Linked DNA regions of Homo sapiens: region 2 is linked to region 1. A link is an interaction called in ENCODE POLR2A ChIA-PET data of the cell type or tissue named here. Cell type or tissue: PC-9. All regions are shown on one strand. Links, peaks and the distances in the headings refer to the core of each region. The heading gives the core; the rest is flanking DNA.

What was found. Peaks named below come from ENCODE experiments on the same cell type or tissue, not always from the same donor. Only the 100,000 strongest peaks of a DNase experiment are listed, where the experiment ranks them.
Region 2: POLR2A ChIA-PET joins it to region 1 with 6 read pairs; 2 of 35 experiments call an interaction of 5 or more read pairs at or near these places.

What each region holds. Positions count from the first base shown.
Region 1 is chr2:191,979,949-191,985,336 of GRCh38, reverse strand. All of the region lies in intron 7 of TMEFF2 (transmembrane protein with EGF like and two follistatin like domains 2), which reads left to right. All of the region lies in intron 1 of CAVIN2-AS1 (CAVIN2 and TMEFF2 antisense RNA 1), which reads right to left. Among named protein-coding and RNA genes, the nearest start is that of CAVIN2, 140 kb to the right of the region's middle. In PC-9, for the core only: no CTCF peak of the experiment used is centred there; no DNase peak of the experiment used is centred there; H3K27ac peaks cover 553 bases.
Region 2 is chr2:191,920,933-191,926,320 of GRCh38, reverse strand. All of the region lies in intron 1 of CAVIN2-AS1 (CAVIN2 and TMEFF2 antisense RNA 1), which reads right to left. Among named protein-coding and RNA genes, the nearest start is that of CAVIN2, 77 kb to the right of the region's middle. In PC-9, for the core only: no CTCF peak of the experiment used is centred there; a DNase peak (open chromatin) is centred at 2,500.

The DNA of each region.
Region 1 (5,388 bases), core at 78-5,077:
TGTTTTGGTTTTGTGAAAAATACTTGGGACAAATTATCAAAAAAACTAAATTCTATACCTAGCTCCTAAATTTATAAATGTTATATAACTTCTCTGAGAATCTGTAAAATATTGTATCTACATCTCTTTTTTTTCCTTTTTCCTATGTTTCAGATATTAAAGCCCTTTGTGAGATATAACTCACTATGGAATTGTAAGAGATTATTATTGACAAAGATTTAGGATATGGATATGCCTCATTCTAAGTGTTTTTCATATTGTCATCAAATTCATATTTTCTAGATAGAAGTAATTGTTTCATTTGGATAGCATAATTTGATCTAATCTTAACAAAATTCAGACTGAAGATTTTTAAATTCTACATTTTTATTTTCCCATTTTTGTGTATCAGTATATTAACTGGGTAATATTTTTAAAAATTAGATGATAAGGATGATGGACTCTTTTTTGATATATGTTAATATATATATAAAGCTTCAAATTTATGCTCCACGTAGTTCTGTTCCCCACTGATTGGCTTAAATCTCATTCAAACTCCATTTCCCAAAAGGATAAGGGCTCTTTGGAGCAACTGTTCATATTATTACAATGAGTTTTTTTCCCCTCCCCTAATGGGTTTCTAACTAATGGACGAGTTTATTGGGCTCAACATGTTTAGAATGTTTCAGAATGTGTGCACAAAGTATACTATGTTAGTCTAAGATGATATTATTTAGCCTTAGAAAAGAAATCTATTATATAATTTGAATGTAATAGTAATGCCCATTAAATTTATGAGTTTAAAATGTTAAGAGCATGTTACCCCATCGTTCCTACATTTCATTCCCTCATTTCAGGGATTTCATTGAGATTTTTTTCTCAATGAATAGAAACATAAACTTTTCTAGTATCATCAAAGGAAGGATTTTACGTTGTAGCTCTTGTTCTCTCTCTGGATAAACAGAAAGTAAGGAAGTCACCAATGTAGTTACTGGGGTTCAGGAAGATTAAATTCTAACCCCTCCCATCATATATATGAGACTTTATCCTGTTTTTAAATTTATTTGGAGAAACTTAGATTAACTTTGGAAAAACAGATTTTCTAAGTTTTCTTGATCACCTAATCCAATAGCTAATATCCCTTGTATAAAAAGGAAATTCATTTTTTTAATTAACAAAATTTTTTCACTGGACTTGATTTCCAACAGTGCCCTTTATTACTTTAAAAAGAAAAATAAAAGAAAAAAAGAACTTACGAAGTTTACCTCCATAGCTTATATTACCTTTAATTAACATAATATTTTCAGCAGATGGACTACTAGGGTTTAGCAGAATACATACAAACTATTATTCGACTTTGGATTACATTTTGAGCCTTGAAATAGCATAGTTCATTCATTGCTGTATGTGACATTTTAAAAAGCTGAACAAACAATATTATTCTTGGAAAAGAAAAGTTCTTTCTCACTGGATTCACCATTTAGAAACGATATTGAATTGATTTGAATCAGAAAATTGTCTCTAAAAACTTGAAATGAATATAAACATTAGGCAGATGATCTCACCTCTTATTTCCTGCTTTAGTCCTGTTCTGTTTCCTTTGAGTGGTTCTTAATATTCATTCAAACATTGTATGTGTTCAGATGTATCCCAGAGCCACAGTTTGCTGTCACTTTTGTCAGAGCCCAGGTTTACTGGGCTCTGTACTTCAGAGCTGTGCAAGGCTCCTATGCCCTGGGGTAGACCCCTCTTAATAAGAGGCATGTTATAATCATTCTACCAGGCACTGTCATCTTATATATCAAGAGCACTTGCATATTTTACCACTATTTCTTCACCTGTAGAAAGCATATGGTGCTTTTAGGTGACTAAAGTTCTCCTGCCTTAGCCTTCAGGCAAAATTCTTACATTCCTTGGAGTAACAAAGGTTCATATCCCTTTTTGCCCCAGGAGAAAAAAAAAAAAAGGCTAAGATGCATCATTAATCATGGAAACTGTCTACTGCAACAGTGCCAAGAAAATGATCATCCTTGTACTACCCATCAATATTCCTGACACCTGTCTAAAAACTCAGGTCATGCATATCCATCTGCCTTTAGAGAAGTGTCAATGTGCAAACATCCTTCCACTATTTTTAGGGTCATGTTAAAATTATTCACCACCTGCCTGTCAGTTCATCCAATTTGTAATATTATCCTGATCTACCATTGTCTATTATTGGTCATTCCTCTTTTGCATTGTGTTTTTAAAGCATTAGAGTGTAGGATGTTTTTGAAACTGTCAAATAGGAGACAGTAGAATCCTACTGGAGGCCAGAGTTCCCACCAATAAATTGCTACACTCGGTGTCCCCTCATGCTTCATAGAATATGCAGACATTTCGGACTCCCATTTCTACTGCAAGCTCCACCTCAATCTTATTTCTGGTAAATGAATTATTGTTTCTAATGACTTTTATTATAAAATCCACCATATTTCTATCTTGGGAAATTGTTCTAAGAGGTTAAAACACACCTTACAAATAAACAAAACTTTTAAAATTAAGGAGTCAAAGAAGAGCTGTTCTGATAAAACTGTACATACTCAAATGCCTAGTAATATTATATTACATTCAAAATTTAAAATGAAATGGAAATTTTGATAGAAAAATATGATGTAGCATGAGAAACTCAAGCAATATCTTGGTATGTCTCATCTATTATTCTTAGTATAAAACTCATAACTTCTAAAACTAGCTAGTCAGTCAAATTGTTCACTGGTGTCAAGTCACTTTTTAACATTTGTATTTTACATCTAATGTAATTTTGAAACTAGTGTAACTTTCTCCATGCTCTTTGACTTTTTTTTTTTTTTTGCCTGTTTTCATTGTCTTGTGCTAACACCTGTGAAACAGGTTATAATATCTTAGAAGTGAGGCATTTCCATGTAGATGGGAAAATCTCAGAACTGAGATTTAATGCACCCTTGGTTCTAGTTGTTGCTATACACTAATCCTCAGGAGGAAGACCTGTATTAGGTATTACATTTGACCATAACCTCCGTGAGTCTTTGTTTTCTTATCTGTAAATTACAGATCTTAGATAGATAATCTCTAATGTCTGTTTCATATAATAGCCTACCTTTCTATTAATTTGTACAATAATGACACATAAAGCCATGGACTGAAGTGCTCAGTCCTTGGTAAATAATGACTTTTCCCAGAATTTGCATAAATATGGATATGGTAGAATCCTGAAAATGGGTAGCAAATTCAGAGTGTCTCTTCAGAATTGTTGTTGCTGTAGTCAACGTTGCTGGCCCAAACCATCAAAATGATAAATTGTAAGCCTAGAAAAGTACCAGTGATTTTCAGACAGTATCAAGTGACTTGAGTTTAACTGTGACATTCATAAAGTCACGTGTCCTGGTTCTTAGGCTTGCTGGTATCCAGGACTTCAAAGCGGCAGATATAACAAAGCAACCTAAGACCTACGAAATCTATTCATGTGGAAGATGAAGGGGCTTAGGGAGCTTATGATTTAATTAGCTAGTTGGGATCAGAATTTTAATTAGTAATTTCCTTATGAGGATTGATAAATGTATTACCGATGCTGGTAATATTTGTTATGACTTTTTGGAAATAAGGAAATTCAGGGGCAAACTGCACCCAAGCTTCTCTAACTTTATATTCAGAAACCCATGTTACTCAAACAAATACACATATGCCAAATTATAATTATTCAAATAACTTTTATGGCAAATAGAAAATAAAGCATTAAGAATGCTAAAGTAGAAATAATAGAAACACATTTAATTTTGCATTTACTTTGTGTCATGCATTATATATACAACACGCTATCTCATCTCTTCACAACCTGCCTGGGGATCAGGTATAATGAGGAAAGCATAGCTCAGAAATGTTGATGCAATAGAACAGGGATTCCAGCTGATGTGTGTAACTATAACTGGCAACAAGGGAAGTCAAGAGTGTTTCAGAAAATGGTAGTGTTTGCATTGAGTGTGCCTGGCAGAGAAGAGAAAAAATGTTATAGACATAGGGAACAACATTTAAAAGGCAAAGAGGCTTCAGTGAGTGGGAATGCCCAGGGAATGACAAATAGTTTCATGGCTAAAGCATGGAATGAAAAAGTGGAGCAACTGGAGCTAAGTGAGAGTAGTAGTTTGTTGCTTCAATTAAGTCTCTTTCCTCATTTGCAATAGAAGTTAAAATTTATCTTCTGCTCAATAGGGGAGTCACTAAGGTATTTTAAATCATGTCGTATTTTTTATTAAATAAAAAAAAAAAACCTGGCAGCAGAGTGAAGAACAGGCTAGAGAGGGAGGGCATTAGGCAAGATTAATTAGAAGACTACGGTCATAACAATGAAGAATGAGTGTTGTGGATGATGGTAGCAACAGAGAGAAATACATAGATTTTAGTTGGATTTAGGAGATAAAAGGTTACCAGATTTGCTAACTGACCAGGCAAAGAGAAGTGGAAAGTCAGGAAAAATACGAAGGTTCCTGGTTCATCTGGCTGCCTAGATGAATGACAGTTCCATTCCCTAAGATAGATAGGGAAAAAAGTATCAGGAAGAGTAGGACTCGGGGCCAAATAATGAATATGTTCATTTCTATGTTGATGTCTTCATCAACATAGATGACTGGAGGTCTGGAGAGAAGAGGGCATGGAAATGATTATGTGGTAACCCTCAAGTAGAGGCAGACGCTGGGGGTGGCAGTGAATTCAAGTGGAGGAAAAAGCAAAGATGACCAAATAAATACCTGGGTAACCATGGGGCAAATAACAAGAAGCCCTGGAAGCAGATGGAAATTGTGAAAACACTCATTAGCTTCTTTCTCCTTTGTTTTCTTCCTTTCTTCTTGCTTCATGTTTTTCTTTAATGCCAGATGAATAATGATTTCACTGTGAGAGTTGTATTTTAAAATGTTGTTCCTGTTGCAACACTTATTTTTCTGTACACTGGGGCCTAACACAATATGCCCTGGTTGTTTTCTGTGCTCACAAAGATGTGCTTCCTCATCGTCTCCTGGCCTGCCCTTCACACCTTCCAGGGTAGGGCTGCTGGGCCACTCTCTTTCCTGTCCATGTCACTCCATGCATTCTCTCTGCCAATAGTGTATTATTTCCTTCACTGTGTTTAATGTGAGCAGATTTATTTATGTATTTATGCTTTTACCTTTTTATTTTATGTCATCTTTTCTCATAATAGAAACTCCATGAGGGCAGGGAATTTGTCTTGCTCCTCCCTGTAAATGCAGTGCCTAAAAGAATGCCTGACAAATAGTAGACTCTCAGTAATTATTTGTTGAGTAAACGAATAAGACTGAGAGCTACCTCTCTAGAAACCAAACTACATAAAATTTTAAAGGAAGCTCCATACCAAATTAATATCTCTTTGCTTTCTTC
Region 2 (5,388 bases), core at 272-5,271, 59 kb after region 1:
AAAGCTTAGGTGATATATTAAGATCAATATTTATTGAGTAAAAAAAGCATACAAAATGACTGAATGTGGCTTCATTTACCAGTTCCTAGAACTAAGGACTTCTTGAAATGTTACCTCTTTAGTTCTCAAACTAAATTAATAAAACACTATACGGTGTGAGTAAACTTTAAAAAGATGTTACCCCCAAGAAAGTGTTGCAACTAAAAGTACAAAGGCATGGAAAGTAAAGTTTCCATACATTTATGTCCAAGTTATTAAAGATCACTGGTAGATACTTAGAATAACAAATCCACTTTTTTGTAGAGAAGAAACTAATAAGATCAAAAATACTACAATATTTCTTGGTACCCCTCAGAGTTGGAATAGTAAGCTACATGGACAACTCTAGTGTACACGTATTGGATTAGCTTCATCTTTGATATATTGGTGTCACTTTTCTCCTTCACTATAATTGAACATTAACTATGACACCAAACTTTTAGTTGCATAGTTCAGTATCACAAACCATAACTTTACTATGAAGAGACAATCAACTACAACTCATGTAACAAAAAGTGTCCATTAAAAGTTCCAAATATTTGTTTTGTTATATTATTTGTATACAAAGAGTTTAACTCATCATTGACTAGAAAATTAGCATTAATAAATTATTTTCTTTAGTTTTTCCCTAAGAACAATTAGCAATAATTTTATGAACATTAGTTGGCTAAATCCTTTACTCATCCTAAAAGATGATATTTCAATAAGATATTATTATTTTAATGTGTTATTCACAGTATTGACTTCTTTTTTTTTTTTTTTTTTAAAGTTGAGTCTTGCTCAGTTGCCCAGGCTGGAGTACAGTGGTGCGATCTCAGCTCACTGCAACCTCCCCCTCCTCCGTTCAAGTGATTCTCCTGCCTCACTCAGTCTCTCAAGTAGCTGGGATTACAGGCGTGTGCCACCATGCCCGGCTAATTTTTGGATTTTTGGTAGAGGCAGGGTTTCACCACGTTGGCCAGGCTAGTCACAAACTCCTGACTCAGGTGATTTGCCTGTCTCGGCCCCACAAAGTGCTGGGATTACAGGCGTGAACTACCCACACCTGGCCATCACAGCACTGACTTCTAAATCCCAAGAAATTAAGTGTGAAATAGGTAACTCATTTCATCAAATAACCAAGAACAGTTATTTTATACTCAGGGAAGCTAGTGTAAATAAACATTAGATGACAACAGGAATGTTGGCCTTCAAAATATCTGCTTATTTTACCTAGCTTTAAAATTATCACAGTATTTTCCAATTATCATAATCTATACGAAAAATATCATCTAATCGTCATACTCCAAGAGAAATATTTTCATGCGATATATCTGGAAAGACAGCATAATTTTCTAATCTCTCTCAGTATTGCTTCTTTGCAGGTTCATTTTATTTTAGACAGCTGAAACTTTTATTAGTGAATTTATAAGTTATAAAACCAAATGTGAGATTAAAGTCAAACTTTAATTTGTCCCAGTTGTCTTTCTCTGCAGATTGTAGTAAAAGTTTTATGTCTCATCCACAATAGGTAAAGGGAGCCTGGTGCTCCGTTCAGCCACACACTTGTCCAACTTGGTACAGTGTCCCTGACCCAGCTTCTGACTCAATCTCTACACTCGCTTGCCCATCTTAGGTAAATAGCAAAAATACAAAAGCCTCATCATTATGACCAGTATTAACCTTTGCTAAATAATAACCTTTGCCTGTGTACTGTTCTAAGAAGAAAATTATTTAGTTAAAATGACTATTATAACTAGAAATGTAATAGTGGTGATTCTGGTTAGTAGTTTTATTGGTAATTTTATTTCCTTCTTTACATTTTTTATTTTTCAATTTTTCTAATATAGATAAATTGATTTATAATCAGGAAAATCACGAAGAGGATTTTAAAATACATGCCACAATTTTCCATTAATCTGGAAGCAATATTTATAGTCAAAAATATCTCACTGGCAAAGAAGTTTTCAAGTCTGGTGTCTTATAAAATCTGATTTTCTCTAAAATAGAAATTACACTTGTTTTCTATCCATGAGGAAGTTGCGAATCAAAATCTTTAACAAGAAGAACAGACTAAAAAGATGTATGGGGATCCATTTTAATTTTTGATGAACATATAACATCACTACCTACTATATCTTATGTCTGGGTAGACAGAGTTAGAGAAGGGCTCAATTATCACAGCACACATAGGATACCACTATTTCCGTGTCCAAGTGATTCTGATGTATTCTGAATCATGAGACGGGGCTTGACGTTTGAGAGTAAAATGCCTCAGAATCTCAAAGAGGACTTTGAGAATTCTCAGGGTCCACATACAAATACACACACACACACACACACACACTACATATATATATCCAAGCAAACTAGGTGGGAATTTCACTTTACCTCATTCACCTAAGGAATCTCAATCAGTTGTTCCCTAAATAGCAAAGTACAGACTCAGCAAAAGGACCCAAGAATTATTCACAAATTGTTTATGGCTGAGTGAGCTTACAGAATGCTGGTATATGCTGAGCACACAGCTATTTGTCATAAAGCCATCAATCAAATTCAGTTGATAATAGAAATCCCTAAATAAATGAATTACAGAAATCAATGAGTCTGCTATTCTTACAGAGTTTAAAATCACTGAAAAATTTACCATGGATTTAGGAGGCAATTAAATAGTGGGGCATCAATATTCCCTTATTCATTTCACAGCTCATTCAGCCCTAACTGCTTTGTTTATCAAAGACCCAAGGAGACCGCTAAAGGCAGACTCTACTGGGGTCACCTCAAGATAAAGAGAATGAAGGCAAAGGTCAAATCAAGTTACCTCATCTATGAGCTCCTAATTCTAAAATAAAGTGAAGTTCCTTGGGGCCCATCCAATCATACCTACCAATACAGACCCAGGTCTCCCTGACCTATTATCTCAATTAGTAGGTCCAGATGGAAAGAAAAAATGAAAGCCCACAGGCAATCAAAAACTCTCACATTCGCTGTTAAGTTTCACTTCACTTTTTCCTTCTCATTACTAAGAGAAACAATGACTTTCTTGAGTCTCATCTTTTCTCTTTGTTCCATTCCAAAGCATAATGATCAACACCTGAAAGTCACAGATGACACTCAGTAGAGAGAAACAAAAGGCACAGATAATTATAAATGCAATAATACACACGGAAGTGAGTTGGTTCAACAAACATGTTGGTATGAAGCCCAGATTGACCAATGTAGTCCAATACTGGGTTGAAGGGAAGCACATGTACTTACCTAACAATAAAGCTAAATTTCTTCATCATGCAGTGTGAAAAGTATTGTGTCCGGAACTGGTGGGTTCTTGGTCTCACTGACTTCAAGAATAAAGCCGCGGACCCTCGCGGTGTTACAGCTCTTAAGGTGGCGCGTCTGGAGTTTGTTCCTTCTGATGTTCGGATGTGTTTGGAGTTTGTTTCTTCTGATGTTGGGATGTGTTCGGAGTTTCTTCCTTCTGGTGGGTTCGTGGTCTCGCTGGCTCAGGAGCGAAGCTGCGGACCTTCGCGGTGAGTGTTACAGCTCTTAAGGCAGCGCGTCTGGAATTGTTCGTTCCTCCCGATGGGTTCGTGAAGCTGCAGACCTTCGTGGCGTTACAGCTCATAAAGGCAGTGTGGACCCAAAGAGTGAGCAGGGGCAAGATTTATCGCAAAGAGCAAAAGAACAAAGCTTCCACAATGTGGAAGGGAAGCCCAGCAGCTTGCCACTGCCGGCTCGGGCAGCCTGCTTTTATTCTTTTATCTGGCCCCACCCACATCCTGCTGATTGGTCCATTTTACAGAGAGCCGAGTGGTCTGTTTTGACAGGGTGCTGATTGGTGCATTTACAATCCCTGAGCTAGACACAAAGGTTCTCCACGTCCCCACTAGATTAGCTAGATACAGAGTGTCCACACAAAGGTTCTCCACGTCCCCACCAGAGTAGCTAGATACAGAGTGTCCATTGGTGTATTCACAAACCCTGAGCTAGACACAGGGTGCTGATTGGTGTGTTTATAAACCTTGAATTAGATACAGAGTGCCGATTGGTGTATTTACAATCCATTAGCTAGACATAAAGGTTCTCCAAGTCCCCACCAGAGTAGCTAGATACAGTGTCGATTGGTGCATTCACAAACCTTGAGCTAAGACACAGGGTGCTGATTGGTGTGTTTACAAACCTTGAGCTAGATATAGAGTGCCGATATAGATCCCTTAGCTAGACATAAAGGTTCTCCAAGTCCCCACCAGACTCAGGAGCCCAGCTGGCTTCACCCAGTGGATCCCGCACCGGGGCCGCAGGTGGAGCTGCCTGCCAGTCCCATGCAGTGCGCCCACACTCCTCAGCCCTTGGGTGGTCGATGGGACTGGGCGCCATGGAGCAGGGGGCAGCGCTCGTCGGGGAGGCTCGGGCCGCACAGGAGCCCACAGAGGCGGGGGTAGGCTCAGGCATGGTGGACTGCAGGTCCCGAGCCCTGCGCCACCCGAAAGCAGCTAAGGCCCGGCGAGAAATTGAGCACAGCAGCTGCTGGCCCAGGTGCTAAGCCCCTCACTGCCTGGGGCAGCGGGCCCGCCGAGCCCACGGCCACCCGCAATTCGCGCTGGCCCGCAAGCACCGCGCGCAGCCCCGGTTCCCGCCCGCGCCTCTCCCTCCACACCTCCCGGCAAGCTGAGGGAGCCGGCTCCGTCCTTGGCCAGCCCAGAAAGGGGCTCCCACAGTGCAGCAGCGGGCTGAAGGGCTCCTCAAGTGCCGCCAAAGTGGGAGCCCAGAAAGGAGGCGCAGAGAGCTAGCAAGGGCTGTGAGGACTGCCAGCACGCTGTCACCTCTCAGTATGATACTGTTTAAGATACAAGCAGTGGAATAAGACTATTAACTCTTTTAGGAGTAGAAACCCAGCCAGAAAGGGCTCACAGCAGATGGTGATCTAGGAATTGGTGGCTAGATAGATGCCTTTGAAGAATAAGTTAAATTTAGTCAACAAAAAAGGAATGGAGGGCAACTCATGTAAAGTTCACAGTATGTGCAAAAGAACAGAATGTAGAATAACCTAGTGTGTTGGGAACTGTTAATAATTTGGTGTGGCTGGAATGTAATGTGGACAATAATGAGAGCACTGTCCTGTAAGTATATGTATATTATCCAACCATCCACGTAATGGGAGCTATTTACAGAGATAAGTCTGTTGGGGTTCCCTGAGTTGAGTAATTTTGGTCCAAATTGAAGTTCTGCTATCACCCCATATTCAACTGGTGCTGCCATGCTGCATGATTGACTTCCATTTGTGCTTCATCATAAGCTCTGCTCACCTTGCTTACAAACACTTAGAAGGAAAATTGACACTGAGGGAGCCAATGAATTTTTATAAAAATGCAA